Regions from separate parts of the Homo sapiens genome. Here region 1 is linked to region 2. Evidence: read pairs that join two places in POLR2A ChIA-PET (ENCODE). Cell type or tissue: OCI-LY7. All regions are shown on one strand. Links, peaks and the distances in the headings refer to the core of each region. The heading gives the core; the rest is flanking DNA. Region 1 overlaps SOBP (sine oculis binding protein homolog). Region 2 overlaps SOBP (sine oculis binding protein homolog).

What was found. Peaks named below come from ENCODE experiments on the same cell type or tissue, not always from the same donor. Only the 100,000 strongest peaks of a DNase experiment are listed, where the experiment ranks them.
Region 1: POLR2A ChIA-PET joins it to region 2 with 7 read pairs; 1 of 35 experiments calls an interaction of 5 or more read pairs at or near these places.

Annotation. Positions count from the first base shown.
Region 1 is chr6:107,606,689-107,619,334 of GRCh38, forward strand. The region is part of intron 5 of SOBP (sine oculis binding protein homolog); the gene reads left to right. Among named protein-coding and RNA genes, the nearest start is that of SOBP, 120 kb to the left of the region's middle. RefSeq lists a silencer at 6,517-6,811. In OCI-LY7, for the core only: no CTCF peak of the experiment used is centred there; DNase peaks (open chromatin) are centred at 9,283 and 9,643; H3K4me3 peaks cover 1,382 bases; H3K27ac peaks cover 2,061 bases.
Region 2 is chr6:107,530,427-107,543,072 of GRCh38, forward strand. SOBP (sine oculis binding protein homolog) reads left to right here. Exons shown (of 7, transcript NM_018013.4): 4 at 3,033-3,184. Among named protein-coding and RNA genes, the nearest start is that of SOBP, 47 kb to the left of the region's middle. In OCI-LY7, for the core only: CTCF peaks have their summits at 6,062 and 6,261; DNase peaks (open chromatin) are centred at 5,455, 5,955 and 8,125; H3K4me3 peaks cover 3,117 bases; H3K27ac peaks cover 6,041 bases.

The DNA of each region.
Region 1 (12,646 bases), core at 2,661-10,660, 76 kb after region 2:
GGGTGGGGGATAGGGCGGCAGCGCCCTCACTGGGATCCCCTCTTCCTCCTACTTTGCTTTCTGCCTACAGGAGCAGGAGAGGCTGGACTTGACTGGCCTCCCTCTGCTCAGGCAGATGAATGTGTGTTGTGAGGAGAGGTAGCCAGGGGCAATCCCAGCCTGCACCCCATGACTTCAAAGGAACTGCCTATAGTGATGTCCAACGTGGAGCTTATCACCACCCCCATCCCTTGAACAGGTGAGGGAGCTTTGTGCCTGGTAGACTCCTTGGCCTTGGGTTTCGCCTGTTGTTGGGAGAGAATCTGTCCTGAGAAAGGGGACTGGGAAGAAGGTGTGTGTGGCAAAGCACTGGGGCTGGTGAGCATTTGACCTTAAGTCCAGTCCCAGGGACGTGCTCTGGGTGATGTTATTGATATGGCTCACATACATTTTCCAGGACACCTGGTTTTAAATGTTCCGCCTGTTGTCACACTATAAATCATGGAGAGGACTTGGGGCTCCAGCTACACATCCCAGTCTGCCTTACATACCCCACCCACAGCAGAACAAACATTGGTCAGATAATGTGTCCTGATTCTTTTCAGGCAATTGGTGACAATTTGTTGCACAACAGGAAGTGGACAGTAACTTAAAGGATCATGTCTGTAGCCACCTGGAATTTCTGGGACAGGCCCAACATGAAATATTCTGGTCTGTTATCATTCAGCTCCCAAGGAACACTGGTGCGCCTCCAGCTGGCCCCTCGTGCTTTGCTGCTGATGTCAAACGCTGGCATTGTTGCAGAAAAAAATTAAGTTAATGAATATAATTTTTTTCCATTTAAGAGTTTCTCTCCTACTTTTTCTTACGCATTTGGCACCTGGTACCTATTGTAGCAAGCATATGCTAGCACTTATCAAACTGAATAAGCAATAGGAAAAAATGAGCACTGCTGAACTCAGAAAGAGCTGATCATGTGTAGTTCAGCAGCCTTTTGTGTGCATGTGAGGAGTATGTGGCTTGAGGTTGGGTTTTCTTGATTATGCACATGCAATATAATCAGTATAATTATATTTTGGGGGTATAACATTGTTTTCAGTTCAAATATAGAACTAACCATATCAGCATTTCATGGGGTTCCATAGAGAGCTTTGCCCCTTACCAGGTATGAGACACACTGTGTCAATCCAGAATCTTAATGGCTGCTGGAGCTATGGGCCTCTTTACGGGGCCAGCTCTAGAGAGAGGTGAGTTGGTTTGTAGCCATGAATGTGCTGTGATTTGAGGGGCTACTCAAGTGGAAAGGATGGGCTACCCACTCACACAAAATTCCACTATTAGAGGTTACTTTCTTTGGGTTGTGAATGCCATCTAAGGTAAGAGCCTTATGATGACTGACACTTTGAGTTTCATTTGCCTAGGACTAGGGTCCTGAAGGAAGGATAGATAACCAACGAGGAGACAGAGATGAAGAAGGTGGGACAAACATCTTACATCTTATACACCATGGTTTTGTTCAGAACTGGGCTTGTCTCTCCTTTGACCACCTGGTAGGGCAAAATGCTGCCAGTGATTTGGTTGGAATTTGTGTGGTGTTGTTTCCCCTCACCTCTGAGTTTCCTCGTTGGTGATGTATGGACTGGGGCATGATGAATGAGATGAAAAAAATGGGGGGCTAGATATATACTTTATGTGGAGGTGCAAGGTCCCGGTCCTTTCTTGGGAAGGATTCTCTTTTCTTTCTGAGATGATGTCTTTTATAGTTGCGTGGTATTAGAATGTCTTTTTTCTTTTCCTTAAAAAAAATGAAATGAATTACTATTTTTGAGATTTCAAAAATAAGGCAGAAATAATTTAGAGGACTGACATAGGATGGTAAGTTTAAAAGCTATTTTTTAGCTTTTGCTGATTATGGAATCTAAAGCCGGGTAAGTGCTGCATGCTGCACTGTGCCCAGTGACCTGGCTGTAGAAATCGACATCTCTTTTAAAATGAAAGTTTCAATTATGTTTCCAAGTATTCTCCATCTTATACTACGTGCAAGGTCCTCACGAGATGAGTTAAGAGACAGATACTGCCCTCAAGGGCAGATATGACAGGAACTCAAGAGACAACAGAAATTATAGTGACCTGTGCTTTGAGCAAGGGAAAAAGTATCGAAGAGGGGTCCCAAGGAGGAACAGATCACATCCTGTTGGGGAGAGGGAATCCAGTGAGTTTGTTCGATTTGGCATCAGAAAGCCCCTTAGCCTGACACAGAAACAAGAGACTTTTGATCTATTCTTTAATACCACTCCCCCGCCCCAAACCACCACTACCAAAGAAAAATCTAGGGAGTGTCATCAAATATGTCCCCAGCTATTCACACCCTAATTTGATACTTTCAGTAAATGAAAATGAGGCCAGACTGTTGTCACTTAGATCCATGATCTCAGCAGGCTTTTGATCACACACCTCATCAGTTAAAATAATTTTTTGAGCACATGCCCACACTGTGTACTTATTTGTAAATTGTATAGATGTACTATTGTTGTAGTATCTTTATATAATTATAAATTCTCACACAAATGGAAATGATTAACAGTAACTGTAAATAGGCATTCTAATATTTTCTTCCCTTACTTCAGTGAATGATCTTTGCACCCCCTGGGGTACCCCACCCCAGCTTGAAGACCACCACTTCAGAGAGGTATGTATAGGCTGTCAAAGGAGATAGGATTTTATAATAATAGCCCTTATAGACAAGAAAAGCCCCAGGTTGTATACTCTTAGGCTACACTTCCCGCTCCTCAGCAAATCCCAAGAATGAGTTGGTGTCTGTGGATAGTAGAGAGAAATTACAGAACAGCCATGGAGCACAATGCAGAGATTCTTTGTCTTAAGTCAACTCATGGTGTAGAATTTGTACTTAACAAGTCAGTAACTGATACATTTCCCAGGACTTCCTGCTTGATCTTGAGGGTCTTTCAGGCTGAGGTAGTAAGTGGTGTTGGCAGCCCTGGTGAGGGGGTAATCTTGTTGCCTAGCTCCGTTATGCATAAGGAGTCCTAAATATTAGGAAGAGGAGAGAGGTTCCAGGAAGGCCTGCTGACAAAGCCCTACTCCCACCAGACCATCACTGGCCCTAGGGGAGCGCTAAAGTGGGAGCAAAGCACTAAGTCAGGACTGGGCAATGGGGTCACGATCTTAAAGTGCTACCCAAGTGTTGCCAGCTCCTAGTCATCTGGTGCTCTTTCACCCATTCCTGACTGAGGATTTCTAGTTCTACGAGGACCTCTCTTCCCACTCTAAATACACATATCCAGTGTCCTTAAGACAAGTTGGGACCCACATAGGGCCCACTTCATAGGAGCTCATTTACAACCACCTCTTCTTAGTCACATCTTATCCAGTTGAAGGCCCCTTGTACTGCCACATAGGTTGTAAACTCTGGGGAAAACAGAAAACACTTGACACTTCCACAAACTTCTATCAAGCATGCATCAGGTGTCAGGCATTTGGGAGGAGCTGCGAGTAGAAGGGGAATGAAATGGATTCTTCCCTTTCCACAGTGCTTATTCGGTCCAGAGCTCTCTGGGGTCTCCGTGAGCAAGACAGCCCACCCAGGGCTGCAGAACTGGCTGTCTTCCTTTCTGGGGACCTCTCTGGACTGTCTCCTGTAAGACGTTTCATGGCCAGAATCATTGCTAGCTCCTGAAGAGGAGGGTGTACCAGAGGGGACTGGCCCACAGAGGCAGCAGGGAGTGAGAGGCAGTGATCTGGGAAAGAAGGGACACAGTAGGTCTGAGCAGCCCAGGGATCCACATGCTAATGTGTGGCCTTTGCTCGGAAGGTCCTCGCAGGTGCCACATGGCTACCATGCAAACCCTTGGGAGGCTCAGCCCATGCAGAATAGTTGAATCAGAATCCCCAAGAGTGGGAGCCTGAGGAGAAGCTCTTCAAGTGATTCTAATGTGTTTTAAAGCTCTTGAGCATTTCAAAGCATTCAGGTCTTGTTCCAAACATGATTGTTTGGCTGGTTCTGAACATAACCTAAAGCAATAGTACCATTTGCTCCAACCACATGCCCACTCTCTCCCCATCTTTCTCTTTCTTTGCGCATGTGTGTGTGCGCACGTGTGTGCACACGCACACACACACACACACACACACACACATACACACACCATGGACTTAATGAAGGCAATTGAATACTTGCCTTGAGAAGAGTTGAACATTTGTTCCACTGGTAATTTTTAAATAAATGCATCACTACCATAGTTACCATTTGTAGAGTATGAATTTAATACCTGGAAAACAAAATGATTCTGGCAGGCTGGAGAGAGCAGGCTGTTTGCTCAGCAGGTGCTGCCCAGTGGGGCCCAAACCCAGAAGACTTGCTGTCCAGTTGTGCTTTCCACCCTCCCCAGCCAACCCCATCAGCCTCCGTTCCTTTACTTCTGAAGGTCAAATGGTTCTGCCCCTTGTAGCTGCCCCAGTTCCCTCTTCACTAAAGGCTTCAGAGGCGGAGGCCTGTGCCAATAACTGAGAACCGACATGAGGTCTTTGTGGGACTGTTTGAGCCTGGGGTGTTTATTATCCTTCTGAATGGCTTTCTCCCAGAGAGGGGAAGAAAGAGGGGGCCCCGGTGGAGCCAAAGAACAGTAATCTTTCAGGAAGAAAGGAAAAGGCCAGCAACAGCAACAAAAACTTCCTGCAGATGTGGAATTTGAAGGAATCCAGAGAAAGCAAGCCTATTTTTAGCAGGAGTAAGAGTGCAAACCATGATAGATGCCACAGGCTGCTGTCACTAACATTTGACTATAAGCAACATTTTCATATTTAAACATGACAGCCCTGCAAATTGAAAAGAACCAACACTTTCTGCTTGCTGAGTAGAAGCTATCACTTTCCTCCTCAGCCCAGTAGGAGGACCGGCTGTATGTGCTGTGTGGCCGGGCCAGCATTGGACTCACCCGTGTTGTTGCCATGACTATTTACATGTCAGCCACTGATGTCAGGGTACGCAATGGTGGCGACATGGTTGCTGTTCTTTCCGGTCAAGAAGCTGTGCAGTGTTACCTCTGTAGAGAAAATGTCCAGCAGACTTTGCTCAATTAAGCATGTACGTGTAGAAATACAACAGTCAAATGAGCAGGAATAAAAATAGATTACTTTTGAAGGAGTTAACTAATTCCATCGGGAAAACTGGTGAACTTGAGGTGAACCCAAGAATGGAAAAAAAAGAGAATCCCAGAAACGTGAGCTCTGGAGCAGTTTACCAGACCCCAAATGAGACATATGCATTACATCCTCTATACCTTTCATGAATATCTTGCCCAGATCAATATCAGGAGGGCTGGCACACACGTTCTTTTGAACCTTTAAGCAGCAAGCATTTTTCTAAGGCCTATTAGAAAATAATTTGCCGTTAGCATAGTGAGATTGGACAATTTGGGGCAAGATTTCTGAGGACAAGACCTGGAGGCTGACTTCTCCACTGCCCATTCTGACTTGCACCTGTTCCCACTCTGCTTGAGTAGGCGTTAATTATTGGCATTCCAAATGGTCAACATTGGCTCAACACTGAGTGAGAAGAAAAGGCAGAAGAAAACCAAAGGGCAGAACTGATAGCTTCAGGTCAGTCTGAGTGCAGAATGAAAGACTCAGCTGTTTTTATTATTTCCAGCTTGTTGACCTTGCTATACATTCACAGAAGTTTGAACTTTTCTAGATAATCAGCAAAACAAAGCAAGATGAGAAGAGAGTTTGAAGGGTTTGTTTAGGCTCCTCTTTGTAGACTTAGAGCAGCAGTTTCAAAATTCAGTTCCAGCAGCATCAGGTCACCTGGGAACGTGTTAGAAATGCAGATTCTTGTGCCCCATTCAGGCCTACTGAACCAGAAACTGGAGAGTGGGGCCCAGGAATCTGTGGGCTAATTTTTTTTTAATGTTGTAGTTATATATATAAAACATAGCATTTTCTATTTTAACTGTAGAATTCAGTGACATTCACAGTGTTTTACAACCATAACCACTATCTGTTTCCAAAACTTTTTCATCACCCCAAACAGAACCTTTGTAATTATTAAGCAATAATTCCTCACTCCCTCCAATCCCCAGCCCCAGATAACCTCTAATCTCCTTCTGTCTCTATGAATTTGTCTATTCTAGATGTTATGTACAAGTGGAATTATGTGGCCTTTTTAGTCTGGTTTATTTTGCCTAGCAGAATGTTTTCAAGGTTCCTACATGTTTTAGTATATAGCAATACTTCGATACTTTTTATGGCTGAATAATATTCCATTGTATGGCTATACCATGTTTTGTTTATCCATTCATCTGTTGATGGATGCTTGTGTTGTTTCCACCCTTTGGCTATTGGGAATAATGCTGAAATGAACACTGGCATACAAATATCAGCAGTCTGTCTTTTAACAAGCTCTCCAGGTGACTCTGATGTACACTGAAGTTTGAGAAGCCCTGAAGTTTCCAGAGACCAAGTGCTGTTTTTAAACAGGAACTCAGAACGCTAGGTGGAGGCTGTGTGCCCTACTGCAGCTTTCTGCATCCCAGCCAGGGGTCAAGGCTGTAGCCACTTACATCTTATTTCTGCTGCCAAGATCAACATTTAGAGTTTCTCGAAGGTCCTAAGACTAGACCCAGGAGAAAAATGCCTTTCTGGATTAAGGGTTCTCTTTGACCTTGTTTCAAGGTGATGTTTCAAAATATTTCAAAGGGATGGCAGAAAAACATTTATTAAAAATACATAGCCATTCAGTTGTTTTTGACTAGACTGTCTGGACTCAGATGTTTTATGTTACTCCATGATTACCTTGATATTAGATATAAGAATGACTCATTCTACTTTTATGTAGAGAAATCAGGTCTGTTTTCTGAGAATTATAGAAGTAGTAAGTGAGAGGAAAAGGAGAAAGAAAAAATTGTTTGTTATAAGTTCACAGATACTTGGCTTATGTTTGATTATGATTGTATAAGAATTTCCAGGTTCAAAGACCTTCTTAACTAATTCCTTCATGTTCAGAAAGGTTAAATAATTTTATTGCAGTTTTACAGCTAGGAAATGACAAAGTCAGGATTAGAATCCAGGTCTAAGTCCAAAGTTGCTGAATAAATCAATTTATACTGGCTTCTAGAAGCTTAAAACAGTATGCCTTTCAGAGATATTTGGGTTTTTAACAGGGGACTCCTGGATATATCATATTTTAACCTGAAGAAATCTGCCTTCAAAGGTAGAATATACCTAAGGCAGAGGAAGGGGAGGCCTTTTCAACAATCACAAAATGATCCATGTAATCTGCAAGCTCAGCTCTAGCAATCTCTGAGGTGCAGGTTCAGAAGTATGTTGTGTTTCATCTTGTGTCACATGTTAAGAATGAAATGGAAGTGTAAGGCAGAGCAGCCTGGCCCATGATGGTCTGGATGTTATGATGCCTTAAGTACAGTAGGAGTAAGGCAGGCGCAGTGGCTCACGCCTAAAATCCCAGCACTTTGGGAGGCTGAGGCGGGAGGATCACTTGAGGCCAAGAATTAGAGACCAGTCTGGGCAATATAGCGAGATCCCATCTCTACAAAAAAATTAAAAATTAGCTGGGTGTGGTGCACACCTGTGGTCCCAGCTACTTGGGAGGCTGCAGCAGGAGGATCCCTTGAGCCCAGTAGGTTGAAGCAGCTTGAACAGTAGAGTGAGACCCCATCTCTTAAAAAATATATATATGAAAGGACAGTAGGAGTAACTGAAGATGTTACCCTTGGGACAAAAAGGCCAGGGAGCACATGACACTGTTGCCAGGTTTATGAAGGGCTGCCGTCTGGAGGAGGATGTTGTGCTAAGTAGCTTCGAGAGAGAGGGGGCCAGGCCCATGGGTAGGGTTTGCAAGAAGGCAGTTCTCTTCTCAGTATCAGAAGTCTGCTAATAAGAGTAGGATGAACACTTTTATAAAGTAGTGAGTTCCCCGTTGGCAGAAGCATCACAGTAGACTAAGATGAGCAGCCAAGCGTATGGCAGCAGGGCTGCCTGCATGGACTGGAAAGTGCAATGAAATGACCCCTGGTGCCAGTGATCTACTCCAAGGTGTTATGACCCTGAGGTTTCAAAAATTGCTGGATTGTTATTTGCTGAATGCAAAACCGGTATCAAAAGGGAATTTGATGTTGATCTATTGTGTTAGCTGTTTTAAAATATGCCCCTCCTTGTAAAAAAATCACTAAGCATCATTGACGTAAATTTCTGAAATATTTAGAGTTAATTACTGTTTGGGGATTTGTTTCCGTCTGGTTATAAATTCAGTGGGAACATCATTTTGAATGTTTCCTGATAACTGTGTACTGCTCTGACCTACTGGCGTCTCTCTTTTTATGCTGATAATTAGAGAACTCAAAATGGAGCCACTCCCTGAGTAAGGACCTTGGGTTCTAGCAAAGCAGGAGAGATCCAGCTGGAGCCTGCGGCACCCATGGGGACTGTTTGTGTTATTCTCTATATTTCATGCAGCCACATTAGTGAGGTTTGAGGATTTGGGTGGTCGGCATGATCATGGTCTTCAGACATTTGAAGGACATAAACACAGAGGAAGGAAGGAATTTATTTAGCTCAGAACAAGGGGTATAATTAGGGTAGGAGTAATGAAATAAAATTAAGGAAAGAAAGATTTAGACTGAATATTAGTGGGGTACTTCCAAGCAATAGATTTATTAAGCTTTTAGGTATTTTCTAGGGATTATTACTCTGTTTTCCAAGTCACTTGGAAATCAGAGGGACAAAGGCTGAGATAATCTTGAGGAAACGACAGCCTTTGGGTATGGGGCAAAATGAGAGGGCTTCACTTTGTCCCTCACCTGCCCCTAGTCTGTCTTGTAAATGTGAAAAGCTCAGTGGGCAGTCCCCTTCTGAATTACTTCTGTCTACCTATAGAATGTGCTTGGTTTTTTGTTCAGACCAGGAATTATTCAAAGGATGGTGTGTTCCCCAAGGGAAAAATCTGATTGTGAGAATCTGGGGAGAGTTCCTACCTGCCCTGAGGTTGGGCAGGCTGATTTCTGCTTGTTAGTTCTGCCTCTGGAGAGCAGGAAGAGGAGGCAAAATTTAATCAATTCCAGTTATGGACGGGAAAGGATTTTGAAACTCTGGGTTAAAAGAAGATGACTAGTTAGAGACCAGCCTGGGCAACAGAGTGAGACCTTGTCTCTAAAAAAAAATTTATAAATTATCCAGGCATGGTGGTGTATACCTGTAGTCCCAGCTACTCAAGAGGCTGGGGTTGGAGCATCACTTGAGCCCAGGAGATCAAGGCTGCAGCGAGCTAGGATCATACCACTGCACTCCAGCCTGGGGTGACAGGGCGAGACTCTGTCTCTGGGCAAAAAAAAGAAAAAAAAAAGAAAAAAAAAGGATGCCTACTCATTGAGGAAGGGGGGTGGGGGGGGGGCGGGGGGGCGGCTTCAGCCATTGTGGAGTCTCTAATAAATCAGGAGCTTTTCTTTCCCTCTGGAGCCTTTCCTGTGCACTCTTGGGATCTACTTGTCCTTTGCAAAGTCTAGTACAGCCACCTCTCCCATGGGGAAGGAGACACTTAGCATCCTGGGACCACCAGTCACAGCTTTAGGACTTTAGCTTTCCTGGACCAGCCCTGATGGCACCATGCATTGCCTGGATGGTATGCACGGACCCAGGCTCCCTTCTGAGACTAAGAACAGACATTTGCATTCAGGTATTTTGCATATGCCATTGATAGCACTGAAAAGTAAAACAATAGAACAAGATACTAAAATCTGGGAAGATTTTCTTGGGACTTTCAGTACATCTAGCTTCCTCTCTGGTCACAAGGGTAGACAGCTGGGGACTTTTCTATTACTGGGGTAGCTCCCTTGTAATTTTCCACTTTGAATCTTACATCTTTTTGTATTAAGTTAAATGGTGTTTTGCTCTTTAAAATAGCCTTGTAATATGGCTGGTCTGCACTGCTCGCTTTGTCTTAAAAGGGAATAAAATTCTTAAATTGAAAGCAAATCGGAGAGGGTTCTATGGCGCTCTCTGCGAGGGGCCGAGCGTGGATTCGGGTCTGATGATTACTTTGACTGCAGAAACAGTGGGGGCTGTAATCTCCGAAGCAGCGGACACTCACAGCGACGGTTGGCCCAGTCCTTTGATTTAGACAGCCCTTGGCTGTCTTGCCTGGCCTAGAATCCCTATTCCATTGAAGTCTGGCCTCAGGCTGTCTTCTTGGGCAGTGCCATTTGCATCCAGGCATGGGGAGGGCCTCTGTGTCCTCAGGGTGCCGTGTGTTTGTGGTGAGAGAGGATGAACAGGCAGCAGACAGGGGCTCCCGGGCAGTTGCTGGGCTGCTGCTCGAGCGTCTGCCAGGCATGATGAAATGGGAGGAGGCAGGGAAGGCTTCAGAGCAGCAGGGTTCACCCGCACACCTAAAGTCCTAACAGCATGCAGGCATGGTATAAAACAGGTGATCCCTTAATGAGGTTTTGATGTGTGCGCTGGCTTTTGAATTTTATGCTGGAGTGTCACTGCAGTGTGGGGTTATCTCCAAGGAAACCCTCACATACCTTCCACATCCATTTTCTAACCCCGCTTCTAAAGAGGGCAGCGTGCCCCAGTGGTCTTAAGGGGCATTATAAAACTCTCGAGATAAGATTAATTTGGATTCTTGCTAATTTGGAAAGTCAGTGTAGTCATGAGGAATGTGTGAGTGTGCTGAAAAAAGTGGAACCAGCCACCCTCTAAAAGGCAGGGTAATTATTATACAGGGTTGGGTTGAACAGAGGGTTTGTGTCGCCTTTACTGTTGGTGATCATCAAAGATGTCTTAAGCTAAGAACACAGTTGTCTTTCTCAGTGTGACTCCCGTTTACTGCGTATCAAGCTGCAGGAAGTCCAGCTGATGTAAATAGATTAATATTTAAAAAGTAATACAGAAGAATGAGGTTCCAAACATGTAATGTTTAATTATTGAAAACCCATAATGGAATTCCAATCCAAACTCATCTCTCACATCTCACTGGTGTTCAGCAAAGAAGCTCAATTAGCTGGGGAGCCTGCCCACCCCACAGCTTGATTTGATCATCCCAGGGCCAAGCCCATGCTCTCTCTTAAAGTGCCTGGCAACACAGATGTGGGCAGCTTGGGTTGTTGTATGACTCCTTTTTTTTTTTTTTTTTTTTTTTTTCTGAGACGGAGTCTCTCTGTCGCACAGGCTGGAGTGCAGTGGCACGATCTCAGCTCACTGCAACATCTACCTCCTGGGTTCAAGCAGTTCTCTTGCCTCAGCCTCCCAAGTAGCTGGGACTACAGGCACCCGCCACCAAGCCAAGCTAATTTTTTGTATTTATAGTAGAGATGGGGTTTCACCATATAGGCCAGGCTGGTCTTGAACTCCTGACCTCAGGTGATGCGCCCGCCTCAGCCTCTTAAAATACTGGGATTACAGGTGTGAGCCACCGTGCGCGGCCCGTATGCCTTCTTATTACATAATTGTTGCAGCCCTTTTTAGTCAAATTAATGGGTAAATGACTGTACAGTGTGAACAGGACAATAGAGAAGAATTTGCATAACTTCTAACTGGTACAATTCAGGAAAGTTAGGTGACCTTCCAGAAATCATAGTATTAAGGGCATTCATAGTTCCTTTGGGTTTATTAGGCCATGAAGTATTTGTCTGGTTAGAAGAGTTTACTTAGTCTAGGGGTAGCTGATCACCCATTCTCCTCTTGAGACCATAGTTCTTTGGCCCTTTAGGACATATGTGTCACTTACTCTGGATAAGGCTGAATTTGCGCAGAGGCCTGTGGCAGAGAATGGCCAAAGGAAGAGATAAAATGATCAACATGACTAGAATAAACCCTCATCCATAGACCAATGGGATTTAGTTCAAAATCAGTGTGCCAGCAAGGCTGTTTGAAGTAGTTTTCTTGATTTTATGTTTTTATTTAGCATGACAGTTAAGGACAGTCCTTTGTGTATAAATACAAAAAATAGCGATATGCCATTTGTTGTTGTTTGGTTTAAGTGCACGTGAAGAGGCTGCTCAGTTGTGGCCCCTTTCTCATGTAATGCTCAGGAATTCATCTGTCATGCAGAAAATGCAGCTGTGTGACCTAAAATGCTCTTGGGTGAAGCCTCGGGGTTTGGAAGGTCACGCCATAGGTACTGGTATTCATGACATCCTGTCGGGCTTGTGGGCTGCGTAGGGTAACTAGAACTGAGAGGACAGAAATTGAGTTTGTAGTGACTGCAGAAGCTGAAACCACAAGGTGAAATGTAATAGGGTCTAGGCCTCAGTGAGCACAGGAAGCTGATTAGAGGTGAGCAGGGGCGGGGGAGCACTGAGGCTGAGAAAAGTGCCACAAGGGGACGAGTAACGTTGATTTCTGGACAGAGCCTGTTAACATGCGGAGGGGCCCATGTGTAGGAATCACCTTCACCTTCTCCTGCAGTTCAGTTACAACTGGTAATTGCATCCTGAACCCTTATCATGTGCAGGATGGGGTTCTGGGGTGTAAAGGTGCCATGAGATCCAGGCCCAGTACCACAAAAGAAAGCTTTAATTAAAGAAAACATGATAAGGCTTAGGTTTCCTGGCCCCATCTTATGCATCCAAGTGATTAAGGTAGCATTTTTCAAAGTGTTTTCCTATAGAAGCCTACTTTAAAAATAAAA
Region 2 (12,646 bases), core at 3,163-11,162:
CATAAGATGGGGACACCATCTCATGTCTGATGACAGAATTTTGAACTATAGTTTGGCTGACAATATTAATTTAGATAATCACAGTTCTTTATTAGTTTCTAAAATCTGTTACTAATATAAAAGACTTTTATAAATCTAGAATGCCTGAAATACCGGAAAATGTTTTTTAAATTTTTTGAATAACCCAATTATCAGACTGTTCTTTGGATCATTAGCTGCTGATAACAGTTTAATACTAGAAAAGGAGAAATCTGATGGGCTTTTCCCAAAGCATATACCTTTATGAAATGGAGTTGTATGAAAAACTGCGGGGAGCGTTGACTTATTTAACAAGGCAGATGCTAACCATCATTCTAGAAGTTTTTCCAGCAGCCAGATATAAAAGTGCACAATGTATTTGGTCTCATGTCATATTGTTGCTTTGTAGTAAGAATGATTTATAAGAAATAATCTGTTTTAAAATTCTACCTTTTTGTTCGTTTATTTGTTAGGTCCTTTGTAAGAAAGTATTCTTGCCTCCCTTTAAAAAATGACAAGTGGGTCTGTCTGGTGATGATGGATTGAAGCTTGAGAAAGACCCCGGAGCTGCCCTTTGGCCTCAAGCATCATTCCTTCAGGCCAGGTCCAAGCTGCAAGCTAAGCGCCTGGCCTTGTGAATAGCTTTGCACTCTATTCTTTCTCATCTCAGTGTTGGTCCATTATAGCTGAAGATCTAGGACTTAAACAGTTTTATGCTTTGTTTCCCAAATCAGATTATTTAAAGGAAGAAATAATGAGGGGGACCTAATGCATGTTCTAAAATGGCTCCTTGGGAAGTGGGGTCTCCTCATTAAACTGTGAGGCCAGGTGATTTCCCGCATAAATTTTTTTCCTTACAGATTTCACCAGAATCAAGCTTACTGCCAGTGGATAATTTATGAGAATTCTGCTGTATCTTCTTTTTCAGGAATTTAAGATTTTAAAGTATCTTATCAATTGGGAAAAATAGAAACTATTAGTTGCTATCTAGTTTAGTAAAGATAGGTGAATATTTTAAAATATATGCTATTTCTAATCTAAGAAAACTGCTCCATACACCAAGGTAAATTATAAAGCTTTGCTAATTTTTCATACCATGTAAAATGTTCATATGTAGAGAGATGCCATATTAGAGATCATGTAAAATATAAATAAAAGCTTGCTTTTATTTATTTATTTTTAAATTTTTTTTGTTAAGGATATTCCTGAAATATCAAAAAGCTTGCTTTGAATAGAACAAATTATTAAATACAGTAATTGTTTGACATTTGATTTCATATTATACCATTTAAAGAAAGTTATCAAAAATGTTGGACTGACATCAAAGGTCATTTTTTATACTATCTCACTTGATAACAATAGATCACAATATGTAATTTGTGAAATACTAAAAGGTCATTAAAATGGCAATATTTATTCCATTGAGGTAAATAAAATGCTGCATATAGTTCTGAGTGGTGATACTCAGGGGGAAAAAAGCCATATCTCTGCACTACAAATTAGTTTGCTTCTAATTTTGCAGGCTGATGACCACACTGCCTCAAACCAAATCTTTTCCCTGGAAATGAAATGATTGCATGACAAACTCTATGAACCCTGAATATGTCAACAACTCGTGGACCAGGCCTTGCTTAGCAATTAGTCTTTGGGGGATTTTATCCAGAAATCAGACAACACTATACGAGTGCTTGTTGGGGATTTTATGATTACCATTCATGTCTGGAGCATGAATGTGGGTTAATAAAAAAAAAATTCCATAAAGGAAGAAGAGATGTGGCAATCAGTCTCTCTCTCTCTCACACACACACACACACACACACACACACACCACACACACACACACACAGTCACTATCAATTGGGAGGACAGAGAAAACTCAAGATGTAGCAAAAGCCGTTAAGAGGCAACAAGGAAATATTACTTAGGTGTCTACTTAAAGTTTCCTTTTATTCACCCCCACCCACCCCTCAGAGGCCAGTTTTTCCCAGACCTGAATATCACCATCATAATGTTTGTCATAACTTCTGACCACCTGCACTATGACTTACTGAATATATTTTACTAATTGACTCACTTTAAAATCCTTTGTTTTAAGCAGTAGTATTTGTGATATCATGGGCTCATTATGCTAGTTAAATTTGTTTTCTTCTCATACAAAGGAAAAGAAATACAATTTAAATAATGGAAATATTTGCAAACCACCTAAATTCATTCTGAGCAACCCCATGACATGACATGAGGGGCTGGGAGGACCACCAATCTGGCTGAGAATGATCTGGCATTCCCATTACCATCCCTCCATCCAGGGCCCAGGAACCACATCACATGGAGGAGAATTTCAATCAGGCCTGCATCTCCCTTAGGACACCAGTGCCGGAAGGCTGCATTGTCAGAGTCTGTTCAGCGAGCCAGGCTTGTCCCTTTCCGTTGCCAGAATCTGGCCACGCACATCTTTCCTTTTTGACTAAACGTGTTGCTTGGGAATTATTACATTGCAAGAATAAACAATAGCACATATCATTTAACAGTAATAGGGAACAGGCCATGGTTGAGCCTGGCGTCTGGTCAAGGTTCACATGAGGGTGTTCCATTTGTAAGTTAGCACCCTACAAATTGTCCCACCCAGTGCAGATCCTGCAGGCTTTCACAGGACCTTTGAAGAAATGGGTTATTTTACAAGCTTCGTTAGTGCTGGGGCTGGTTTAACTAGGCAGATGAAGCTTTTTTTTTTTTTTTTTTAAACCAGGCTAAGAAGCCCTAGGAGCCCTTGTGGCTCTGCAGTCATGCTCTGGTTTTTAAGTAAATGTCTTTTGGAAACTTAGGAGCCAAAAAAAAAAAAAAAAAAAAAAAAAGAGAGAGAGAAAGAGAGAGAGAGAGAGAAAGAAAAAGCACTTCTTCTCCAAGGTCCAGAAACTAAAATCAGGCCCAGGTAGCTCTGTCAGGTTCAGGGTGTGTCTAAATTTGAAGGGATGTTTGCTTCTGATATGAACATTTTTCTTATACTTTTATTATAGAAGATGATGTGTCAAATGTACAAATAATGTGTGCCTGGTGCCAGAAAGTGGGAATCAAGCGCTATTCCCTGAGTATGGGAAGTGAGGTGAAAAGCTTCTGCAGCGAGAAGTGCTTTGCGGCCTGCCGACGAGCCTACTTCAAGAGAAATAAGGTAAGAGCACCGGAGAGAGAGGCGGCCCCCCACAGGCCTCACCAGCCCACACGCGCATGTGCCTCATAGCTTCTAGCGGAAAACACTGCGCACCTTTTACTTTTATATTTTTATTCTCTCTGTTTTGTTGATTCCCCTTTTGTGTCATGCTTAACCTTTTGGAATAAGGAATCCCCTTCTAATGTGTTTCTCTTGGCTTAGTGTTTGTGTTCTGAGAGGGTGAATGAATCTGATGAGGACACTGTGATCACAGCTGGTATCCTCATGGCCAGTGTCTTTCCAGCAGTAGAGTGCAGACTGCACTCTGAGTACATGAAAGATAAGTGGTAGATATTTCTTTAAAAAGCCAAGTAATTAGCCACAAAAGCATGGCCAGAAAGTTTTAGCCCACTTAGTTTAATTCTTGTACCCAGTGGAAATACTGCTATTGCTCTTTTCAAAATCTGGCCCACGAGTTCTTGTCAAGAAAAATGTCAAGTCTCTCTTGACATCTTATGTTAAAGCTGATTGATATTGAGAAAAGATGAAATCATGAATACGTGAAACAACATTGCTCACACAGCCAAGCATTTGTGAGGAGCGTGGTGGGTAAACACAGGAACAGCCATCGTTAGAATTTTTTTTGGTTTTGTTTTGAAGACATCCCAGGTCTGAAAATGTCCTTTTTGAATAGTGTTAGCCACCATGGATGGGAAATGGAATGCATGATGTTTTTACAATCACACGCACATGCACACAACTATTTTCTGAATCCTTAAAGAACTGCTGTAGCCTTTGCCACCAACTACTGCGGTAACTTGCTAGTCCTCAATTATTTTCCATTGATATGTAAAGCTTCCTTAATTCATAAAATCTTTACTAAAATTGTCCACATTTTGTTGTTTCCATTTCTATAATACAAGATCCAAATCTGTTCTTCTTGAAGCAAACAATTATTATTTTTCCAAAAGTGTGATATTTGCAATCCTGAAATGCTAATTATGGGCTCACTGCATTGCAGGCACTGTTGCAGCAAATTATCTCCTGAAAATTTGGGTCACATTCATTCTGCCAAAAAACATAATGCCAAAAGAATTAGGCTGCAGAATTCAGCAGGGTGGAATTTTAGTAGCAGTCTCTAAGAGTTAGGCTCATAATCTTCACTGAAACAGAGAGGCAAGTAAGGAAATTGTTTGGAATTCTTTTGGGACTGTCAGCAGTCAAGTTCACTTTCCCCTGGGAGGAGCCAGTGAATCTGGGGAGGAGGGTGGGAAGAATGATGCACGGGAGACACGTTTTGTTTTAATATAGGGGGATTAAAATGATCTCTGAGACCCCGGGGCTCCCGTTTTGAATGCCGAGCACTGGAGTAACAAACCCAGGAGTGGGCCCAGTGCTTTCTTCTTCAAAGCCCTACTTACCACAACAAAATACTTTGCATTCCAATCCAGAAGATGGCTATAGAACAGGGCTTTTTGTCTTTCTATAATTCTGAAGGGTTATGGGTCTGAATCTTGATGGGCTGCCTGTAGGGACTAAAATCAAGCAAGATGGATTTGTCACAATCCTGGTGATACATGTTATATTTTGCAAACTGTATTTTATAGTGAGCCTTTGAAGAAAGACACCTGATTCCATTTGGAAAAACACTCCAGAATACCATATCTATATCTATATTGTTTACATCATTATAAAGTTTAAGGTCAAACTGAATTTAAACTTTCATAGGGTACATTTTTGAAAAATGGATAACTGGGAGCGAGGATAGGAATTAGCATTTGAAATACTTACAGCAGGTAAAGTCAGCAGTGGGAGGAGGACCATCACATTTCACTTTCTACCAGGCGTTATTGGGATATGTCTTTGAACATCTTGCTAAACCTGGAAGTTGCAGCAGTTTGGTGTTTAGCCAGTGACTTTGCCAGCTGATCCCAGTTGTCTGTTAGTGTACAAACAATTCCTCCCTTCTCTGCAGTCTTCATCCTTCCTTATATATCCCAAAGCTCTGATGTGCTATGCCTTCTTGTGTGTGTGTGTGTGTGTGTGTGTTTTTTTTTTTTCCAAATAGAGAAATAAACTAGTCTATCATTTGTTGGCTTCTTTTTTTTTAATTTTAAAGAGTGTTATCTCTGTTACAATATTATATTGTCTTACAATAAACATGTACAGCTGCTGCATTTCTGTTAACTGATAGGATTTTGTGGTCATTTCATTTAGGGCTTGGGTTTCCTAATGGATTGTATTAGATACCAGTCTCCATCCTGCCATTTCTAAGAACTGCTTGTAATAAGCCCCTGGGTGTTCCGTACTGAAGACAATAGCAAATAGCTACTTCTCCTCTTGTATCATTTAACAAAGTCCTTAGTCCTTGTTAATTAAATTGTGGACTTTCTTAATCTTAGAAAAAGGGCAAAATTCTTCCCATTCCTACATAACAGATTTTTTTTCTGGCTAAATTCTACCTTTTTTAAGTTTTGAGAAGTGGATAGAAAACAGAGTGAATAATGTGTGTGTGTGCAGAACAGAATTTTGCCTTAGGTATAGTGTAGACTTAAAAAAACATAAAATTAACTGTGCTGTAAATTATGCTTTATGACAGCCCGCTTCTTGCTGGATAGCATGGTGGGATCTAAAAATGGTCTCTAAGTTGAACCCAAATTGCATGCATAACTTTACAAAGAAAAATCCTAGTAGAAAAGGTAGCTAATTAGGAGCAGTATTCAGCTGACCTCTGTTTTGTGTCTGAGCAACACCTGCATTTGTGAATGTAAATTGGACAGCTGTGCTTGTGGTCTCTGTGCATTTCTCTTCACACACGCTTGGGTGTAGAGTCAGGAATTGATTTGCTGCTGAAAACAAGGACAAAAATAACCCAACTCTCAAAATGATGGCCCACTGAAAATGGGCTCTTGAAATTTCTTTTGCCTCTCAATCCTTCATTTCTTTTTGGGTTTCTGTGTTTGTTTAATGGGGCGGGTTGAAAGTGTCACATACATCTCTCACAGACTGTCACTATGCAATAAGGTGGGATGGATTGAAGCCAGGTTAACCTATATAGTATATAGGTTATATTTTTAACTGAATTTAAATTTTTATTTGAAGAGTTGTCTGGATTGCTACGAATATTAGGCTTTCTTCAAAATACTTCTACTCAACACTGCCAGGAGAGGACCATGAATCACAGCTGTATTCACTTAAGGACTCTAACTACTAGTTTACACATTTCAGAATGTTGGCTCTAGGAAGTGGATAGTGTTAATTCATAATATATTTTGTAGGGTCCTTATCCCCGAAGGCTTATTTGCTGGCTTAAAAGTTTTTGAAACAGCGGGTAAGAAAAATACTTATGTAGTCTGTGGGCATTGTATGGACAATGGGATGTCAATCTCATTATTTCATGTATTGGAGACTTTTCAGGGAACTAATAGCTCACTCTTTTCCCAGCCCATTTTTGGACTTGAGAGCATTTCTGTCCTTGTAATTCATCTAGGAATTGGAAAGTTGCAGAGACTCCTTAGTGATTTTGCACTCTTGTGAAAACATTTAGTCCAACTTGCTAACACCAGTTTTACTTTGCATAGTAATGCACACGTAAAAATACTCTTTCCTAAGGGAGTAATGTCTTGTAACCATTATCCCTCTAAAAAGGAGTAACAAACAAGACCACAAATGTTAGTCACTTCCAAATGGCCTGTGTTTGATCTCTTTCCTTTTACATGGGAAATATCTTATTGTCCAAACTAATATCCAAAAATCAAGAAGGAAATTAAAAGTCAAGACAAATGGCTACTGCAGGCAATGTAAAGGATGATTATTTACTTTTCTTGTTCGGATCTCAAGTTTTTAGTGTTCTTTATGGATTCGGAATGTTGATAATTTACAAGTAAACACAAATTCCTAAGAGCACCAAAGTTTTGCTTCCTTGTTCTAGTTTTTTAATAATTTGAAAGGCCGGGCGCCATGGCTCATGCCTGTAATCCCAGCACTTTGGGAGGTGGAGGTAGGAGGATTGCTTGAGCCCAGGAGTTGAAGACCAACCTGAGCAATAGCGCGAGACCCTGTCTCTACAAAACATACAAAAATTAGCTGGCTGTGATGGTGCTCACCTGTAGTCCCAGTTACTCAGGAGGCTGAGGTGGGAGGATTGCTTAGCCCAGGAGGCTGGGGCTGCAGTGAGCCATGACTGTGCCATTGTACTCCTTCCTGGGCAACAGAGCAAGACCCTATCTCAAAAAAAAAAAAAAAAAAGATCGAAATACTTCTTCAATATCATGATATTGTGGTTCCCCAGCAGATCACAGTGGGAAGAAACCAATGTGGCTCAGAGATGAGGATAAGGATGCATTAAAAAGAAAAAGATGATATAGACAGAAACAACATTTGCAAATGATGCCATTAAGATTTCCTAACAATCATTATAATAATAACATAAATAATTCAAGGAGGAGAATATTCTGTTATTGGCATTTCTTTTACTTTCAGACTATATTCTTGGTTATACAGCGATCTCTTCTTAGAAGACATTTCTTTTGGAAGAACCCATCTCTAATTAGCATGTATCATCATGTTATTTGGAGTTATATTTTATTTAGACATAGTCTATTTGTCTTTTTATTAAAGTTGAATATATCCTGGGAAAGATTTCTCAGTTTCAGACTTAATTATAGAACCAAGTAGTACAGAAGAAATGTGTAACAATTGCCCTGTTAATCTAGTGATTAACCTGTCTACTCTTTTTCCTTTAAATACCTGCAAGATTTAATTTGCAAAATGGCTATCATTCATGAAGGCTTGGAGAAGGACATTAAGAAATTACTTGCAATTAATGTCCCCTGACCACCTGAAGCTCAGGCCACATACTTGCTTTTGCCAGTTGCTGGCAAATATCTTTGGCCCACCAGTAAATGCACCTGGGGAGCCCCAGGGTTCTTCCTGTGGATTCCCCTTGGTTTTAACAGCCACCAGTGAGCCTCCTGAATCTGTCCAGCTGCACCCTGGCCTGCAGGATGATTGCTTGGTTTTGCAGTGTTCCTTAGTACTGTACTATAAGCCTATTCACTGCCTCATGTGTATAGTGGCTTCTCCTCCCAGGGTTTTAGTCTGCAGGCCAGTGGCTGAGCTCCCTTTTGGTCATAGCAAACGGGTGTTCTCAGAAAGCTCTGGGGAAAAGAACAACAAACCCAAGTGTTTCTTATTGTCTTGTATTTTGAAATACAGAATGGAATATTGATGAGCTGCTGCAAATGAGAGGCTGGAAAAAGCAATCACAGAGGAGGGGTAAACGTCAGTCCTTGGAAACACATTTGGGAGTAGGGTTAGAGCAGGAAGGTTCTGGCTAGTGAAGTAAAGTGTAGGTCCGTTTAAAGTGACACACAGGCTCTTGAGGAGAGCTAGAAAGTGTTCCAAGGCAGAGGTTCTGCAGACAGGGTGGGACATAGTACTCTAGAAAGCCATCAGAAGCTTGGGGAGAGGTATGTGACCTCATGTTCACCAAAACACTTGAAAACCACTTGAGAAACTCTGGTCTAAGGGATACCTGGAACACAGCATGGGGCAAGTAGGTTTGTACTGAAAGGAACAGCAACCACTTCTAGTTTTTAATGAGCCACATGTTGTGAGACTGTGAAGGAAACAGCAATAATTCTAACCCATTAGCCAGAATGGACATCAGTTTCTGAATAACATTAGATATTTTAAATTAAATGTGAAGAGTTGATGAAAACTCGAAATAGCTTCAAGCCCCAGTCTGTGTTCAACATTTTTCAGTGAGCGGAAGGAAGAGAGGGAGTTTTTCATAAATCAGAATCCGGTCACCTGGGGATCAATACACAGTGCTATTGACATATATGCTGGAATGTTAATTTTCAGACATAGTACATCTCTGGCCATCCTTCTGGTGAAGGCTAATGCTGTTCACTTAAATCAAGTTTTTTCTCATCGGAACTGCCGGTAATTATCCAATCCATCTAAAAGGCACGCTCCCTTTTAACATTAACCACAGTGTCAGATTGCATCAGCCACATTGTGTTCTGGTGACTGCTTCTGCAGAGTGATGAATGTGCGTGTTTGGAGTTCATAGTCCGACTGTCTGTTTGGGCAGTGGGCAGTTCAGTGAAACAAATGATCAGGAAGGGATCTATTTATTTGGGACGAACATTCTCCTTATTGATCCAGTCACTTACATTTCCAACTCTCTCACCTTGCCACTAACAGTGTTCAGCTTTATCTGAAGAATGAGCGTTTAAAGAATTATCTTACAGGTCATTTTGATGTGATTCTCTGATCATAAGCTGCATTCAGCACAAAGTTACTCTTTGTGCCTGACTTAAAAAGGAAGGTGTTGTGAGACTTTATTAATAAAAAACAGAGGAGGGAGAAGGTTCTGAGAGTGCTTGGTGAACTGTCCTGAGAAACCAAGAGATAATGATTATTCTTTTTCCTGGAATAGTAGTTATACTCTGTTGATTCAGTGCTTTGTTAAAAATGTTAAGTATCTGAATAAGTGCAGGCATAAAAGGGCAGGTGGCTTGCCTTGAGATATTTTAAGGTAGTAGATTAAGTCCTGAATTTTTCTTGTACACCTTTGCAATGTCTGGTCACAATGCCTAGTATAGTCGAGAGGCCCCATGGGGGATCCAAGCTATAGGCATGCCTGTGATTATCTTAATTTCTCCTCCATTTCAATACCTCTGGATAGCTTATGTACACATAAACAGAAGTGTGAACTGGCCAAGCCATATGTAATTCTTTGTTCCTCGGGCTCTTTGCTCTTTGTTTATATTATCACAGATTAGAATGGAATAAAGAAAATCTTGCTACAGATGGTCACTTCATTTCTGTCCCAGCAGTTGAGACTGAGAATGGGAAATTCCCTATGTTACAATCCACTCTTAGGGTGGCTGTGCACACAGTGGAATCTAATGTCTACTGACAGACTGCCTTTGGAGGTTACAAACATCAGTCTATTGCATTCTCTGTAAACACAGGCTGTGGGCCAGAGCTGGGCTCTGCTACAAGCTCTGTGAGGCAGATCAATGGTTTAATGAATCCATAAAGATGCTTGAACTCTGCTGCAATTTACTGAGCACTCTAGTTAAATGAAACTCCTGTAGTCTTTAACAAAGATAGTGATAATCGATGGCTGGGGATGGAAGTCCATGTCCAGCAGTCACAACCTCCCAGAAGTTGTGTTGTCTCATTGCTAACAGAGGTTTAGTCACATTCAGTTTCTGAGGCTCACTGTGTCTATGTTGATATTTGCTCAATGTTTGAGAGCTGAATTTGGCCCAGAAATGACATAATCTTAGTAATGTTGCTTCTGTGAGGACTATTTTTAAACTATGGAATATTATTTAAAATAAATTTCTTTAAAGTGACAAGATTAAGCTCAAGAATTATATTTGTTCTAACAGGTAGTGTCTTTGTAAGTCATCCCCATGATGAAAAGTAAATAGCGGAATAAAATCCATTCCTGATTAAGTCCTCAAAATGTCAAATTGCATAGTGTTGGAGAGCCCTGATTAATTTTTCCATGGTAAAATATTCCTCATTAGTTTGCTGTGGTTGAGGGTTAACCACTCCTATTATAAATTCAGACATTAATGTATTTTCTGCTTAATTCATCTTCGAATAGAGGAAAATATAGTTAGTAGATATGAATTTTGTACTTCCAAATGTGCTTTGGAAACATTATACTGATTTATGAGAGAGCTTTGGAGGCATGTAGGATAATTCCTTCATAAATATGTTGAAATGTATTTAAAGGTATTTAACCACCTTTGATCGTAGAAAAACAAGTGCCTTGACTTTGAAATGATTATTTTTCCATCGAAATAGTAGAAGTTATGACGTAATTCAAAGATTTTGCATCTGATTTTTGTCACAGAAACTTAAACTTTCTTAATGTTTAACTTTCTTGATTAGCTAATTAGCATTAATTAATCCCACTCCCACTCCAATAACTATATTTTGGAGGCTCAATGGGTAATAGGAATTTTGAGATATTATGACTGCAAATTTTCACTGGCCTTTTGCCAGACATTCCATGGTAAAGCAGTGATTTTTATGTGGATCTCATAAATGATATGTTATCTTATAATCTGTTTTGATAGAATGATTTCATATCATTTAAAATATGGTGAGCATTTTTATGACTGCACATCTAAATCTTTGTTATAAGGAGAATCTTTGAAGGATGTGACACTTTCTGTGATAAACTGTAGGATTGTATGTTTCATAAGTGGAGCAATATAAATTGATAACAAAGAAAAAGGGGAATTTGCCCGACAGGAGATAAGTACCTCCCTACAGCTTTTTGTTTTTAGCCACACTTAAAAAAAAAACTTGTTATTTAATCATCCATTCATTCTTTAAAAAATAAAATAAAAAGATATATTGAGCCTGTATACGGCACTAAGCATGTTTTAGTCTTGGTGGGTAGACTTTTGAACAAGAGAAAAAGTCCCTGTCTTAAAGGGACTTACACTCTAGCGGGGGAGATAGATGATATATACAGGCTTAAACATATCTTTGTAATATGATTTCAGGTAGGAAAAAGTGCTATAATAAAAAGCAGAGTGAGGGAGAGGGCTAGTGAAGGGCTGCTGTTTCATATCTGAGGATCACAGGAGTTATTTTTGAGGAGGTGACGTGTGCTGGGGACAGAAGGAAGTGACGGAGCTAGTTGTGTGTGAGGAGCTGGCAGCAGAGTGTCCTGTGGAGAAGGGGGAGTAAGTGAGAAACAGAGGTCCTCAGGCAGGAACAGTCTTGGCATTTTTGAACAGCAGCAAGAAGTACAGATGTCTGGAGCGGAATGATCAAGGTGGTGAGAAGCCAAATGACGTAGGCTGGAGAGGCAGTAGTTTGGAGTTCATTCTAAGTGTGATGGCAGCTATTGGAAGCTGTTGAGCAGGATGGGTGATATGATCTGATTTTTGTTGTTGATTGGGCCTCTGTGACGGAAGTAACACATTCAGGATCCCGTATGCAAGGGGGATTTGAAGAGTAAGAAAGGCAACAGCATTCACATCAAAGTTGGGTGTGTCTGGCAATAGAAAACTAAAAATATCTTATTCACTGAATTATTCATTAGTAGTTATGAAACATTTCCCAGTAGCAAAAGTGTATTGAACCAATTTAGTTTTTTGTGTGTGTGGTTTTGTTTTTTTGTGTGTTTTGTTTTTTTTTTGGGCAAGGTGTGGGAGGAAAGGCACCAGGGAGGGATGCTGTTGGGTAAGTGTTCTGACACAGCGATTTTCTTTCTGTAGGGCAGGTGGGGCTTGTCCCCAACCCGGTAGAGAGGTTAGGGCCTCAGAAGGCAAGCTCCATACAGAATCTAACTCTTGCTCTGAGAGACCTACAGCATCCACGGGCCTTCTCAAGCTCTAGCCTTAGAGGTAGCATTATGGTAAAGAGATGGTAATCTTGAAGGGACCATCTTTGGGTAAAGGGATTATTTTGATGTCAGCTTTATTCTGAGAGTAG